2 separate regions of the Homo sapiens genome follow, and region 1 is linked to region 2. Evidence: chromatin contacts called from ENCODE Hi-C or POLR2A ChIA-PET data. All regions are on one chromosome and are shown on one strand. Each heading gives the region's core, a stretch centred on a gene start or an enhancer-like site at or near the end of the contact. The rest is flanking DNA. Distances are from core to core; before and after follow the strand shown. Region 1 overlaps EFNB2 (ephrin B2). Region 2 has its middle 24 kb from the start of DAOA.

Region 1 (4,893 bases), core at 2,160-4,659, 1.1 Mb before region 2:
CAGTGGCATGATCACAGCTCACTGTAGCCTTGAACTCCAGGGCTCAAGTGATCCTCCCACCTCAGCCTCCAAGTAGCTCGGACTACAGGCATGTGCCACTGCACCCAGCTCAAGAGCTACACTTCAAAGCACAGAATGAAAACCTATTTTTAAAGCCAACTTGATACATAGAGTAGCTTACCAAGAATTAGTAACAACAACAACAAGAAAAAAAAGAGAGAATGTGGTAGAGTATATACTTAGTAAGGAGTAATTATTATAAAATAAAAGCATTCTGAAATGAAACAGGTAGATGGGGTGGCCAAGTATGCAGCATAGTAGGGAAATCTTTGAAAATGTAAAATAGTTACCAGGTAAAATAAATGGAAACTTTAAGCTTTTGGAAGCCTAACAATGTATTTATATTAGTAAAGACTTTATTTTTTTATTTTATTTTATTTTATTTTTGAGACGGAGTCTCTCTCTTTCGTCAGGCTGGAGTGCAGTGGCGTGATCTCGGCTCACTGCAACCTCCACCTCCTGGGTTCAAGTGATTCTCCTGCCTCAGCCTCCCAAGTAGCTGGGACTACAGGTGTGCGCTAATTTTTGTATTTTTAGTCAAGACGGGGTTTCACCATGTTGGCCAGGATCATCTGGATCTCTTGACCTTGTGATCCTTCCGCCTTGGCCTCCCAAAGTACTGGGATTCCAGGCGTGAGCCACCGCGCCTGGCCTTAGTAAAGACTTTTAAAGTAAGACTTTTTCAGTGAAAGCTACTGTTAGGCATGACATTTACAGGCAACTGAAACTGATCAGATGCATTTATTAAGAAGGTTAATGCCCCTAGGTGGGGTGGGAGAAAGAAGGTCGTGGTACGGGAAGAGGGGACACACTAGAGATGAGATGCCCTAGGGCAGTGAACGCATGTCCCTAATGCGTGGATGCAGCCCACGTCCACCGATAATGCCGACACACCCAGAGTCTCTCTTCTTACTTTAGCTTATGACTTCACGAAGAATGCTTTGCAAATTCTAAGTTCGCACTGGGCGCAAGTGGAATTTTAGTAAACATTAAGAGTTTAACCTTTAGTGTGAAATAATATGCAAGATATGCAAATAATTGTTTACCAACATCTCTTTGCTTAATGTGGTGAGCATTTAATAATTGCTTTTTATTAATACATGAGAGATTTGTATTTAGAAGCAGTTTAATTTATAATTATAATATTAATCTACACAATAACGACATCTATTATTTTCTTTTTTTGGAAACTCTTCATACCACACTAACAGGTTCATTGCAGTTACTGAACTACTCTGGCCATCAGAGCTCTCCTTAGAGTTACGATTTACCATGCAAAAGCATATGGTAGCCTGGGATAAATGAATCTTTCTTAATACAGAATTGAGGGTCTCAAGTTTGAAACTACGAGAGGCTATTTGAATGTTGCTTTGGGGGACTGTCATAAGGGCTGGGTGGAGGACTCAGGGCTAAGAAGTTTGCCAGGAAGTCCAGTTGAGACTTTCAGCAGAGTTGAAAGACTTCCACGATGGCGTAGGCAGAGGAAGGCGTTTCAGATACTTGGGAAAATATAGAAGCCAATTTCTCACCCACCCTACAGCAAAGCTCATTGATCTACAAGTTTCCCTAGAAAGGAAATGGGAAATGCAGAGAACAAATGTTAAAATAGTTTTAGAAATTAATATTGACTTTGTATTGCTTCTGCATAAGTTCCAAGACACCAAAACAATGAATGGATTTTAAAAAGTCACTACTTTGCATATCAGACAAATGCACACACACACACACACACACACACACACACACACACACACACAGTCAAGCTCTGTACTGGCTTTTTTGAGAAGGAAAGTGTTTGAAGTTAGTAATTTTTATATCAGTACATTTATAAATAGTGCTAGGTAGCATGACGGAAAGTATTAAAATTTACATGTATATTTTTAACACTTCAAATCGTTGGTTCACTTTGAGACAGTAAATAATATTAGCATTTGAGTTCAGCTTTAATAAATTCTACATGGGTTTAACCCCAAATCTGAGTGTCTAGTTGGTAAGCGCCTTCAGAACGAGCAGTGTTATAATAAATATGTTATTGTGTGCTGGTTTCTTTCCATGGAGAGGAAAAAGAGACCTGATGCTTTGGAGGAGTGCTTGACTTTTCCCCAGTGAGGAGTAGTCCAGAGGGACTGACTTGCATTGGGGAGTACCCTACATGAACAGCATTTCAGAAGAATTAAACCAGGAACCTAGAGTCCTACTTGCTAGTCCTGCTTCCTAAGCTTAATGAGAAAGTCAATTTTATTTCTTTGAACTTTAATTTATTTCCCTAAAAAACGCTTTTAGTATTGTCATTGTTCTGGCTAATGATGGCGGTCTCCTCCAGTTTCAAGCCACCTTAGGGCTGGGCATACAAATGCAATATAGGATCACTTGTTAGTGTGGTTTCAAATGGACATGATCCTCTGTAAATTCTTTAAAAACATTTAATTTGATTTGTGGTGTTACCTGCTTTAAAATATAGTCATCACACTTGTGAGTTTCAGACGTGAATATGAATTTTTAATTTGAACTGTATTTTTAAACACACTAAGTATTAACTAAGTCCCCTTAGGAGATATGTGGCAAACTGATATGCATCCTCATTCATTCTTCTCATAGATGGTTATTTGTTTTTTAACTTGTGGCAAAATTATATATGAATGGTCACCGACTTAAAATAGTTCCACTTAAATTTTTCAACTTTCTGATGGGTTTATTGGAGTATTAAATGTATTTTCAATTTAATGATATTTTCAGCTTACCTTGTGCTTATCAAGTATCAAGACATAGCCCCACCTAAGTCATGGAGCATCTGTATATGGGTTTTTATTCTTGTTTAGAATTGACTTTTTCAAGTGACCTATTTCAGTAATTAGCCCTGGGCCTGATTTGCATAATGAGATCTCCTAATCTTCAAGTAATGCAAAGATGGAGATATTATGGCCATGTGGTCTGAAGAGACCTTTTCTTTATTATGTTCAGATCTTTAATTGCCTTAAAAATAGAGTAGCTAATTTACCTAACCTCTAGTTATTTTATTATTGTCTTTAAAGTTTTTTTTAATGTTCATGAAATAACTGTTCTGAAATTGCCTATTTTCAAGGGAAGCTGTGTCTTAGACTTACTAAATGCTCCAGTTGATACTGGGAAAGCCTTCTTGTGTTCGTAGCCTTTATCCGTAGAGTTTTCTTTGCAGCATTTTCTGTGCCTGGTTTAGTTTCTTTTCAGAGGCGACACCCAGAGCTGAATGAGTCAGCAGGTTTGGTGTGTCGACCCTTTGCAACAGCTGTCCTTACGAAGGTTCTGTGGGCTGGTTATTCTACCTTCGCATAAAACCTTGCAAAATAACCCACAAAGAGGTTTTCGTCACACTACCAAAATCATGTGAGTCAGAGATGGATGAAAAATGAATGCCATTGTGTTCATACTTTTCCAGTGAACAGTAGCTACAGCAGAGCTGTTAGACAAAGAAAACCGTATTAATGAAGCGCCTCCCAATTTAGCTTCATATGGCTTTTGCATTATTTTGCTGCAAATCCATAGCTAAGACACATCTTGTGGCATAGTCCGTAAGTCATCTTTCCGAAGGACTGTTTGATTAAAGGTTGTTCTGTGAGATCCACCCTGTGTTGTTCATGGCATCCTCTTGGAGGCCTCCCTCACTCTCCATGCCTTGGCAAAGTCTTCCTTAAGGAACACTGAACAAGTCTGGAGAAGCTGCCATTTCTTAGGGCCCTCATTGGTTCAGTTGTCTATAGCTTTTTATTTTTTATTTTTTTTTTAATAAAGAGTATGTAAAATTGGAAAGCTTCACAAACAGCTTTGCTATTTTTTAGACATGTACTCCACTTCTAAGCAAAATCACAAAATAAAGTAAAATGCTTCCACAAATATAATGAAACAATATTCTTAAAGAATCAAAGCAGAAGAACTTCAGAGTCTGTTGCTTATGTTAAGCATATATTTGTTTTCTTCTCTGCTTTTGATTTACTTATTTCTGGGGTGTAGGTTTGGCAAGTAGTACTGAAACGTACTGAATGCACTGTTCTTTAGCAAGATAGTTACAGGAGCTTTCAAATGTCCTCTTAACATATAGATTTCTTTTAGAATATAGAATAATGTGTGGGCTGTATAAAGCGATTATGTGCTTTATTTGATGAATTATTTATGTACGATAAATGTAGCAAAAGCCACATTTCCATCATTAAATGTAATCCCATTTGGTGATACAGCAACATCAGCCTGTCATTTGGGTCCTCTGATTGAGGGGTGAGGATTTCTGTTTGATACCTTGTGCATAATGGCTGCGTTCAAGCATTTAAACTCATTTTTATTTCTAACCTACAGCTGTCATCTTTGTAATAGGATATTCATCAGAATCTTGCCAGAGACTGTGCATTTGGGATCTTGGGGGATACAGCACCACCACCACCCTCCCCCTGTCCAAGAGAAACAGATCAACATCTTAGGTTGAGAGTCTGGGGTCTGGAAGACCCGAGTTCCTGAGTGCCCTTTGACAAGTAACTTAACCCCTGTCTGCCTCAGTCTCTTCATCTGTAAAGTGGGGATAATGACAGCACCTGCTTCACAGGGTTGATGGGAATCCAGATGTGGTGGGATATAGAAAATGCTTATTACTTCCACCTTTGACACCAAATACATATAACTAAGAGTTAACTTTGGAGCAGGGGAGGAAGTGTGAGGCTCCAGGCTGGAGGCAGACCTGTGTTCGGCTGCAAGCTGGAGAGGATGGACCCCAAAAGCTTGGCTGATTTGAAGTCCATCCATAAAATGGAACTCCAGAGAGTTTACACGTTTCAGTAATGCTGCATAACTTAATTATAAGATCTTCTC
Region 2 (5,144 bases), core at 734-3,233:
GTTGCAGTGAGCCGAGATCACGCCACTGCACTCCACCCTGGGTGACAGACCGAGACTCCGTCTCACAACAACAACAAAAAATAATAATAATACTTGGACAGGAAGACCACAGCTATCACTTCTAGATCTAAACATTCTTCAAGATGAGTGGAGACAGAGGTAGAGTGTGTGCTGGATGGATATAGGAGTGGACTTACTTGGTTGTCATCATACGGTTGTACCATTTCTTTTTAATAATGACTGAAGATGACATTGGGAATAAATAAACATAGACCTTTGAGTTTCATAGCCACTTAACTCCCTAGTTTTGTTTTTCAAATTAGTTGAGAGGTGATACTTATAGCCATAACTTTAATAACATTACCATCATCATCTCAATTGTGGCAGCTACAATGTCAAGAAACTCACAAAGTTAAAATGTGAAGAAACTTTAGAGGTGGTTTGGTGTGGAGAAGATTGATGTTGATACGATTCATGTATCTTTCAGGATTCCATGGGATTGCACTCTGTCATCAATTTGCTCTAAGGACTATGTCTGAAAAAACTTATTGTGTGTCATTACTGAAATACTCAGCAGTGGTTTGGTTTCTGAATACTTTTAAAGCATTCTCTCTCTTCTCCGCATTATACCATAAAATATATCTTAGCATATTATTGTTTTCACTTGCCATTTGTTTAATATATGAGAATATATTAAAGCATATGCCTTGAATCAAATGCTAACCAGATTAAACTATATCTAAGAGAGTGTGTCTTTTCAAAACAGATTGTGAAGTTGTGTTCTGGTTCCCATATTACTGCCATTGTTCAATATTTTGGGACTTCTATTTTGGAAATGCATTCAGTTCCAACTTGTAGCCCCTAAGAAATGCTCCCTACATCTAAAGGCTAAGATGCCCTCCTTTATTATTTTTCTGATCAAATATTTAAGAAATAAGCTTCAAATATTTGTTAAATTTTTCTCAAAAGTAAAATTTTTATGTTTAAAATATGACAATCTAATTGTCATCTTTAATGTATTAAAATCTTTTATATCCAGTTTTTATTTTATTTTATTTACTTATTTATTTATTTGAGATAGGGTCTCACTCTGTCACCCAGGCTGGAATGCAGTGGCACAATCTTGGTTCACTGCAACCTCTGCCTCCTAGGCCCAAGTGATCCTTCCACCTTAGCCTCCCGAGTAACTGGGACTACAGGCCCACATCACTGCGCCTGGCTAATTTTTATATTTTTAGTAGAGACGGGGTTTAGCCATGTTGGCCAAGCTCGTCTTGAACTCCTGACCTCAGTTGATCCACCCTCCTCAGCCTCCCAAAGTGCTGGGATTACAGGTGTGAGCCATATATTCAGTTTTTAGAAGATCATTAGAATTCAAATGTTGCCAGACTTTAAGTGTGGGTCACTATCTGATGGAGGGCTTCTCTTAGAAGATGTCCCCAATGGCAGGGCCTTGTTATAAAGGTTGGAAGAGAGATAATCCTCTGACTAAGAGGCCAGAGAAGCAGAAGATTTTTTTTCATCAGATTTCACGTCAGTAGGAAGACAGAAAGGAGAAGGAAGAGAAGGCATGAACAGCATATGTGTGAAGTAGAATCTTAATAGTGTGCATCTTTTAAGTCAGGATTCCGTCTACTGTTGGCCAAAATAAATCATTATTATCTGGTGGTTGGAAAAAATAAGGACATTCCTTGGTTTTCTCCAAAAACTTATTTTGGTGTTTCTTAATTACCCTTAGGAGACCTTAATGATCAACACTGTATCAACAGAGAAAGTGGAATTTTATTCTCTTATAGAACAGTGATGTTATTATGCAATGTATTCACATAATTATTTACAGTTCTTCAGTTCTAGATGACTGATACTACAGAAACCTGAGATAATCCCTGCTTCCATTAGTTTGGGTGGAACTTTTGTTGAGAGACTTGAGTCATACTGAATACCTTGAATTACTGCCAAGAGCTGGTGATCATCAAGCTTGAGTTAATACCAATGTTATGTTGCTATGGAGAGGATAACTGCAGGAGAACAATCATCATGTGGTAGGTTTTACCACGTGGCCTGCTGAACTCCATGCTCAAACTCCAACTACTTTTAAGTAATGACATTAAAAATCATATTTTCCATTTATCTGTGGAAGCTAGTGAGTAAAGAATAAGATAGAGTCTACTGAACCTATAGAATGTTACTAAGTATTAGGTGTTGTATTTAATTTCCAGTTTGTCTAATGCTGGAGGCAATTTTACCTTCTCCTACCAGTGAAAAAGTTTATGCCAGTAAGACTTGTGATTTTTGTTCTCCCCCAACACATGCTTCTATATAAATTTATTATGGGAAAAGTGATATTAATAAAAACTTTCTGGAACAATTATAGATAGAGTGTGGTCTGGTGTGACAGATATTTTGTTTCTTCACAACATTCATTCTCTGAGTATTCACCATGGATCAGATATTCTGTAGTTTCTGTAGTAGATACAAAAGCTTTACAAGGTGTATTTTTCCACAAAGAGGTTAGCTAGATTAATAGTGAGAGGATACATCAAAGAACATGGAAATGATTTTTAGAGAAATGAGAGCAAATACTAAAGTATTGAATTAAGTAAAACAAGAAAAATAGCTCCTCCCACCTTCAAAAACATTGGTGAGACCAGGATTGTGGAGGGCACCTTGGCAATGGGCCTTGTAGCTCAGTGAATGGATAAAATGTGTACACAGTGAGAAGAGAAGAAAGTGTCTACACAGAAGTTAGTTTTTGTTTAATTTGATATTTTCTCTTTACCTCGTTCTAGTCAAGATGACCTGAAGCCTTCTAGTGAAGAACCAGCCAGGCAAGTTCCACTTCTTAGGGCCGTTAAATCCCTTCTCTTATTAATGATGTTAATTGCATTTGGATCTCCATCCAGATATTTGCCCTACCTTAATTTCATGTTAATGTGCCATGGGCTAAAGAGGCAGTATTTTTTAAACGCATCTGTAAGTTTCATTTATGACAGAATTTCTGTAATAAAAGTGTAGTCAAGAGTGTTGATGGAAAATTAGGGTGACATAAATACGTGAGAACTGGAAAATGTATAATCTTAAACAGTACACATTATTTTTATTATCTCTCTTTCCCACAGGCTGATGAGGCCTGGGATACTAATATAAAAACCAAAATTAGAAACTTCTCCTCTGTGGTGTTTATTGCTTCGCCTGCAGTGCATGAAATCTTAATTCTAAAGCTCTAACTCACAAAATCTGACATCGTTTTACCCTCTGACACGTCAAAATCAGGGCCTAATTGTTCCTGTGGTTGTGAATTATGAACAAATATACTTTCTAAGAAGATGGATTTTTCATTTAATTTTCCTTTTCAGCTTCACAATATGTACATATACAGAGGTTGCCTGCGATTTTAATATGCTCACACCTACAAAAACACACAATACACACAAACTTTCAAACGTAAGCACACAGATCTGTAAACATACACATGAAGATTTGTTGCAACACAATTCATTCTCAAATCTATTTCCTGTTATGCTTATGATTAAGATCTATAACTTCTCAGGGTTGATTTATTTGTTTTGTACGAGACTGAGTAAAGCTAAAGACCACGAATATGATGGGTGTTGCTAAAATAAACTTCTCAAGAGACATCAAGTTTTAATCTGCCATATTTCAAATATTCCCTGTTGAAATATAAACATAAAGGAACCATTAATTATATAAAAATAGAAATACATTTGTGACTTTCAGAGCTGTCACCGAATAGATATTGGAAGGCAGGTTATTTAGAGGACTCATGTAAGACAGAAAAGAACTACGCACAGATCACCGATGATGACACAGTTATGTGGAGAAAGTAATCTGCCACAGGTCACCCAGACAGGGAGTGGGAAAGTGATGGCTCCGTCCTCGATCACTTTTATATCCCTTTCATTCCAAAGCCAAGCATGTTCTATAAAAGCAGAAATCTCTGTACTCTTTTGACATCCTAACTCCTTCTGCTACCCTCATTTACCCTCATACATGTTTTATACAGATGTGGGCTTGTCAGAAAAATCACAAAATTTTAATGTTAGAATGGACCTTATCATGCTATTTTAGTTATCAGCTGCTGAGCTGTTTTCTATGTTTGAGTTCCCTTCTCTCTAAAAAATATACAAAAATCAATAGAACTTTCAGTGCACTTGCAGGTGGGTTTTACCTTTTTTAGGCCTTGATCTCACAGCCTGATCCTTAACTCATCTACTTTCCAATACTGGCTGACAGAGCATCCACCATCCAAAGGCAGCGTAGACAAAGGTTCAATGAGTAGGAACTCTTAATTATGACATAATGACATTAATAACTTTTACCTTATGTTTTATGTTTTTGGAGACAAAATAATTCCAAACTTATTATTATAACCATAAACATAAATATTTGTATCATTAATAACAGTGTAGGACCTTAATTTATAGTTTAACCATTCACATTTGAGTCTTTAATCCCTGCTCAATTCCAAATGTATACATAGTTTTAGGGGTCCATTTTTATTTCTCTCCACATGTAGTGATTTATGTTTCTCTGTACCTTCTACTAAGTAACCTGGCCTTATTCCATTATATATTTAGTTTCCATATATACATACATCTGTCTCTGAGGACTTTTAATTTCATTTCATTGGTCAATGTATCTGTTCTTGCTGTTGTAACAGACTACTGCTACTAATACTACTGCTGAATTACTATTATTATTATTATTACTTTTCAGTATTTCTAAAGAGCTTTTTAAAAATATGTCATTAAGTTACTGTTTTAAGTAAAACATTTTATATAGAGATTCATATACATATTGAACTTATGTTTTTATTTTCTTGCATGTATCTTAAGTGATCTTGAAATCAACATTATAACAACCTGATAAAATAGAGTGAAGGTTTCTGATCTTTGCTCATTTGCAGGAGCACCTTATATAAGATGTAAATTAGGTAAACGTTTAACATTTGGGAGAAATTCACTATACAACAATCTGATTCTGAGACTCCAAAGATCGTTTTTTATGTTTAAAATATCTATTTCTCTATTCAAACTTTCATTTTATTTGCCGCATCTAATATCTGACACATTTCCAAATAAGTAAAAACAAAATTCACCAAATCTTGTATCTTTTAAAATGTA

What was found. Hi-C counts contacts between places; a loop is a spot of excess contacts on that map. ChIA-PET counts read pairs that join two places held with the same protein, here RNA polymerase II (POLR2A).
Region 1: a map of chondrocyte shows a loop between it and region 2 (2.0-fold over the local background). The contact joins two enhancer-like sites. A Hi-C loop is called at or near these places in 1 of 168 maps with a recorded cell type or tissue (chondrocyte). POLR2A ChIA-PET finds 5 or more read pairs at or near these places in 1 of 52 experiments (BJ).

Annotation. Positions count from the first base shown.
Region 1 is chr13:106,506,552-106,511,444 of GRCh38, reverse strand. All of the region lies in intron 2 of EFNB2 (ephrin B2), which reads left to right. Among named protein-coding and RNA genes, the nearest start is that of EFNB2, 27 kb to the left of the region's middle. Within about 2 kb of position 3,409, at least 5 of the 41 ENCODE cell types and tissues checked have a DNase peak (open chromatin) inside an H3K27ac peak, as active enhancers do.
Region 2 is chr13:105,439,935-105,445,078 of GRCh38, reverse strand. No RefSeq gene overlaps it. Among named protein-coding and RNA genes, the nearest start is that of DAOA, 24 kb to the left of the region's middle. Within about 2 kb of position 1,983, at least 2 of the 41 ENCODE cell types and tissues checked have a DNase peak (open chromatin) inside an H3K27ac peak, as active enhancers do.